2 separate regions of the Homo sapiens genome follow, and region 1 is linked to region 2. A link is an interaction called in ENCODE POLR2A ChIA-PET data of the cell type or tissue named here. Cell type or tissue: MCF 10A. All regions are shown on one strand. Links, peaks and the distances in the headings refer to the core of each region. The heading gives the core; the rest is flanking DNA. Region 1 overlaps TMED7-TICAM2 (TMED7-TICAM2 readthrough). Region 2 has its middle 73 kb from the start of FEM1C.

Evidence for each region. Peaks named below come from ENCODE experiments on the same cell type or tissue, not always from the same donor. Only the 100,000 strongest peaks of a DNase experiment are listed, where the experiment ranks them.
Region 1: POLR2A ChIA-PET joins it to region 2 with 5 read pairs; 2 of 35 experiments call an interaction of 5 or more read pairs at or near these places.

What each region holds. Positions count from the first base shown.
Region 1 is chr5:115,605,447-115,608,372 of GRCh38, forward strand. All of the region lies in intron 3 of TMED7-TICAM2 (TMED7-TICAM2 readthrough), which reads right to left. All of the region lies in intron 2 of TICAM2-AS1 (TICAM2 antisense RNA 1), which reads left to right. Among named protein-coding and RNA genes, the nearest start is that of TICAM2, 4.4 kb to the left of the region's middle. In MCF 10A, for the core only: no CTCF peak of the experiment used is centred there; no DNase peak of the experiment used is centred there.
Region 2 is chr5:115,470,379-115,473,304 of GRCh38, forward strand. No RefSeq gene overlaps it. Among named protein-coding and RNA genes, the nearest start is that of FEM1C, 73 kb to the right of the region's middle. In MCF 10A, for the core only: no CTCF peak of the experiment used is centred there; DNase peaks (open chromatin) are centred at 753 and 1,463.

The DNA.
Region 1 (2,926 bases), core at 216-2,715, 140 kb after region 2:
AGACTGGCCCTGGCCTTTTGAGGTTCCTCATGCCATTAAAGTAACAGAAAAGCAGCTCAATGGACTGGCCAGGGTAGCTAATTCCAGTTATCAGAGGAAAACTGTGTTTCTGTTTTACAATGGAAACAAGAAGGCTATATAGGCTATATATGGAAACGAGGAAATTCACTGGAATGCCTCTTAGTGCTAACAGTCCTAGTCAGTGGAAAACTGCAGCAACCCAGTAAAGACAGGCCTATCAACGGCTCAATTCTGTAGAAATGAAGGTTTAGGTCACTTCATTAGACAAAGAATCCCATCTAGTCAAAATCCTGGAGGAAGGTAAGAAGAAGGATTACTAAGCTTGATTATGGTACTTTATTCCCCCAGAAATAAAACCAAAAGATGGTTTACTAGGACGTTCAAAATCAATAAACTTCTAGCCAGATAAGTCAAGAAAAAAGAGAGCAGATGCAAATTACCAATATTAGAAATGAGAGAGGGACATGACATTCCAGTTATTAAAAGGTTACTAAGGAAAGATTATGAACAACTTTATGCCAGCAAATTCAACAATTTATATGAAATGGAAAAAATCCTTAAAAGCCAAACAGTCAAGATGAAACAGATTATTTTAAAAGCCCTAAATCTATCAAAGAAATTAAGGTGTAGTGAAAAATGTTCCGAAAAAGAAAACTTCATGTCCAGGTGACTTCAATGGTGAACTCTACCAAAACATTTAAGGAAGAAATGATACCAATCCTACACATACTCTTCAAAAAAATTCAAAAGGAGGGAATACTTCTGAAATCATTCTATTAAGCCAGCATTAGTATCATACTAATCAGACAAAAGACATTACAAAAACAGAAAACTAAAGACCAACATCGCTCATGGATATAGATGTAAGATTCTAAACAAAATTTGAACAAATCAATGATGGTTGAGAATTTTCCAGAACTGATGTATCAACCCACAGATCTAAGATGCCAAACAAAGCCTAAGTGGGAAAATACAATAAAATCCTCACGTATATACAACACAATGAAACTCAAAAAAAAAAAATTATAATTACAAAGAGAAAATCGTGAAAGCAGCCAGAGGAAAAAAAAATGGATTAGTCTAAATGGAGCAAAAGACTGACAGGTGACTTCTTCCCAGTAACAGTGGAAGTCAGAATACAAGGGAAAGTTATCTTTACCTTTCCAGATAACCATCCATTTCAAGGGAGAAAAAAAAAGTCCTTCAAAAAGAAGGCAAAATAACGACATTTCAAAAAACAAGAGCAAAGTAAATGTGCCACCAGGTGACCTGCACTAAAGTAAATTCTAAACATATACTCAGGCAAAAGAAAAATTACTCCAGATGGAAGCTCAAAGACACAGCAAGGAATGGAGAGTAAGAAAGGTGGCAAATTTGTGGGTAAATCTAAGTCAATATTAACTATATAAAACAACAGTAATAACTTACATTTAAAGAGATACAACATATGTGACAACCACATATATAAGCTGGGAGGAAAGTAAATGGGATTAAAGTGTTCTAAGGCTACTGCACTGCGCAGAAGTCTGGGCGAGTTTAGGCGTTGATAAGTCAGAGATGCATAATGAAATTTCTAGAACAACCATGAACAGAAATATATACAACATCCCATCTGATAGGTAGAAGAAAAAAAGGAGTAACAAAAACAAAACTATCAAAAAAAAAGTAGAAAAAAAGGAACATAGAACAGATAGGACACATACTAATAGTAACAACAATATGATATAAACGAGACACCTCTAAAAACTAAATATACACAAAGACTGAAAGTAAAACTGTGGAAAATGATATACGACACAAGTGCTAGCCAAACGAAAGCTGGTATAGCTACATTAATATCAAATAAAATTAATTTTAAGGCAAAATTTATTAGTGGAAATAAAGATAATTTTGTAATGATAAAGCTTCTTTCAATTAACCTGGAAAATATAACAATTATACATTTGTATCCCAATACAAAATAGAAAAAGAGAGAAATTGAAAGAATCACACAAACACATCTAAAATCATGCTAGCTACATTTTAACACAATTCTCTTAGTAATCAAGAGATATATACCAAAAACAAAAAAATCATCACTAAGGATACTGAAGACTTGAAAATTAATGAACATGACTAAAATGATTAATGAACATAAATAACTGTAGAACTCTTTTCAAGCATCCTAAAATTTATAAAAACCAGCCACTTATTATGTCATAAAGCAACTGTTAACACATTTCAAAGAATTTAAATCATATAGAGAATATATCATCTGATCACAATTCAATTATGTTAAAAATCAACAATAAAGGAAAACTTAAATATTCATGTTTGGAAATTATAGTTCCAAATAGTATCTATGGATCAAAGTAGTAATGATAATGAAATAAAAAACTTTGCAGTTAGTGAATAACTAAAATGCTAGATATTGAGACTTGTAGAATGGAGTTAGTAGTAGGCAGAATTCTAAGATGGTTCCTGAAATCCTTTCCAAGCCCCATATCCATACCTTTGTGTGGACAACGCCTGTTACATTTAGTAAGAGAATATGGCAAAAGTGAAAGGATTTTGCAGATGCAATTAAGGTGCCTATTTAGTTGACTCTGACTTAATCAAAAGGGAGACTATCCCAGGTGACTCTGACCTAACCAAGTGAACTCTTTCTGGCCTTCTCTGAAACAGATTCTAGTCAGAAGTTCTGCTGACCTTAAAAAGGCATGTCACGTTACACTGCTTATATAAAAGAGCAGCCCTAAGTAGCTGAGGACCTCAGTTCTACAGCTTCAAGGAACTAAGTTTTATCAACAATCTGATTAATTTAGAAGAGAACTGTGAGCTCCAGATGACAATGCAGTTCAGCTGACTTCACTGCAGCCTTGTGAGACCCTAAACAGAGGACCCAGTTAAGCCATGCTGAAACTCT
Region 2 (2,926 bases), core at 237-2,736:
TCCTAGCACTTTGGGAGGCCAAGGTGGGTGGATTGCTTGAGGCCAAGGGTTCGAGACTAGCCTGGCCAACATGGTAAAACCTCGTCTCCACTAAAAATACAAAAATTGGCTGGGAGTTGTGGCAGGCCTGTAATCTCAGCTACTAGGGAGGCTGAGGCATGAGAATTGCTTGAACCCAGGAGTTTGAGGCTACAGTGAGCTGTGATCGCGCCACTGCACTCCAGCCTGGGCAATAGAGTGAGACTATGCCTCATAAATATATATAATGGATAATGAATCAGAAGTACAATTCAGGGAGTAGCTTCTAGTAAGTGCCAAGACCCAGACCTGCCCTCAGGGTCCATTATGTCCCTGTTCTTCTCTAGGGCCCATTGTGGCAGGGAAGTGCTCCAGGCTTCTACCTCCCAGCCCAGAGAGGCAGTATTTTCCCTTATCTCACCTCTTAGTACTGTAAGAGGAGAATGACCATCCGTCCCAGTTTACACTTGATGTCTCAGTGTAATTATTAGTAATTATTAATAGTTCCCCCCTCACTCCCCAAATAGCCCCAATTTGATTTTCAGCTTCATGGTCACATTGTCTAGAAATAATCTGCTCTAGGAAGACTGGTCATGAGGATATCCATTCTTTTCTGGGAAATCCCATCCCAACACCAAGGGACTGATCCAGCCTTATGGAGCCCAATAATGGTCATATACCAAGAGTCTGGAAGTAGTGCATTTACCAATGTCTGACTCATTCCACCTTACAAAATACCATATGTGGGCATCACTAGTCCAATCCAAGTTGCACGGTGGCAGGATCAGTGCTCTCTCTTTTCAGTCACACCTCTAGTGAGAGGTGAGTCCTCTGCTGATTGGGAGTCCAAACAACCTTAAAGTCCAGCCTGACAGAATCCCTTGTTATACAACATTCAGACTTATGAGCCACTTGTCCACAGGACAGTTTATAAGGCATGGTTCCCCCTCAATGATAGGAGCCCCATGGTGTTAGAGGACTAAGCAATTTTAGCAAATATACAAGCAACTAAATATACAAATAAATAAACCAAATAAACCTCTGACCTAACTCTCAACTCTGTTAGGAAAGGAAAGCAAATATCAGCTCTATCAGCTCAGAAGTAAGACTCTTTCTGTCTGCGACACTTGGGTGTGAACAGCCATATGCAAAGTGTATCAGACAAGCAAGTTTATGCTATTGGCATGGAAGTGATGCAAATCCCAGGCCAATGAAAAAATCCAGCTTTGTATTCCCCATTCACCCTCAAGCCCAATCAAACTGAATCGAGATGTGGCAGGTGTGAGCTGTAAAGGAACAGACCCTGGTGCCCAGCTGGTCTGGGGTCTATGCACCATGTTTTTCCATTCACTCCCCATTCCCATGTTTATACTGCAACTGTTGATGCTTCTCCTGCTTTCAAAGCCTCCTGGCACAGGAGACGAGTATTGCACAAGGGAACATCGGTTATGTCTGGGCTGCCCGAGGGCCTCACAGGCTGTGAGTGGCTAAGTTTTCAAGACAACCCAACTCAGCTCATGCCAGATTTTAAAAGTGCACTGCCAGCACAGAGTGGCATCCAGATACCCTGAGGGCGTGTAACACTCCAACTTTCCCCATATGTCTGGAGCTATGTGGAGTTTCTCATTTGCTAAATTGGGCCAAGTCAGAAAATTTAGACCTGAGTTCTAATTCTAGCTTCGCTTCTAAATAGCTCACTTAACTCTCTAGGCCTTAATATCCTCAACCAGAAAATATAGAAGTTGGCCTAGGAAGCTACCAACATCCCTCCTGCTCTGACATTCTGTGGGACTGCACTTCTCATGGCAATTACCATCTGGTGGTTGTACCTCAGAAAATATTCTCTCTGGGCCTCAGTTTCCTCATTTGCAAAAGTGGTGCCCATACAATAGACACCTCACAAAGAGGTTGTGGATTTCAAGCGGGACTGTGTACATAGAAGCAGACAGCACAGTGAGTGCACACAGTAGGAACTCAATAACTCTTAATTTGTAACATCTCCCAGAGTCTCCATCTGTGAAACAGAAATAATACTTGCCAATCTAGCTTGTGAAAATGTATATAGAGCAATGAATAGAGAACGAAAGGGGCTTGGAATTAAGAAAAGCAAATGCAAATGACAGGAGCTATTATTATGCAAAAATGGACTGAAGTCAGAGTTTAAGAGCAGGAGCAGATTTGATGTGCCTGATTAATTTATTAAACAGACTAAAACCATAATTAGAGAAGTCTGCTTAAACCCCTGGACTTGTCTCAGATAAGATTAAAAGAGGGAAGGCAAAAGAGGAATCTCAGATGTTTCCACGGCTTGCTGGGCCCAGAAACGAGGCCAAGAGGAGAGAGGGAGGCCAAGGGAGGGGCAAGGGTGCTAAAATGACTGTTAGAGGAAAGGAGCTGCCGAAGCCAAGGGAGCAGCTGGGAGTAGAGGCGATGACAGCTGAAGAAAGGGATTATTTCAGAACTGTTCCCTGTGGCCTCTTTAGCTTTGGCTCTCATTAAAATGAGGGGAATGAGCTAGAGGAAATCTTGCTTCCCTTTTTATGAGAAAGGGTGAGCCTTGTTTGCCCAGGAGGGGAATTGCCACAAAAGAAGAGTGTGCCTGTCTCAGCTTAGAAGTCCTACAGAGAAGGAGCACTCATACCCTTAGGCAATGGGTCCTCTCATGGAGGCCCCGAGGGAAGCAGGTGCCATGGGCTGATCGAAGCTCTTGGGCAGAAATCCAGGCTTGGCTCTAGGTTATTTTTTTCTAACATTTTATTATGAAAAATCTCATATGGCACAGTTGAGGGCACTTTTTAGTGAACACTGGCATAGCCCCACCTAAATTCTATCATTATAGTTTTACTATCTGTGCTTTGTTGCATCTGTCCATTCAGCTATCCCTCTACCCATCCATTACTTCTTCCTA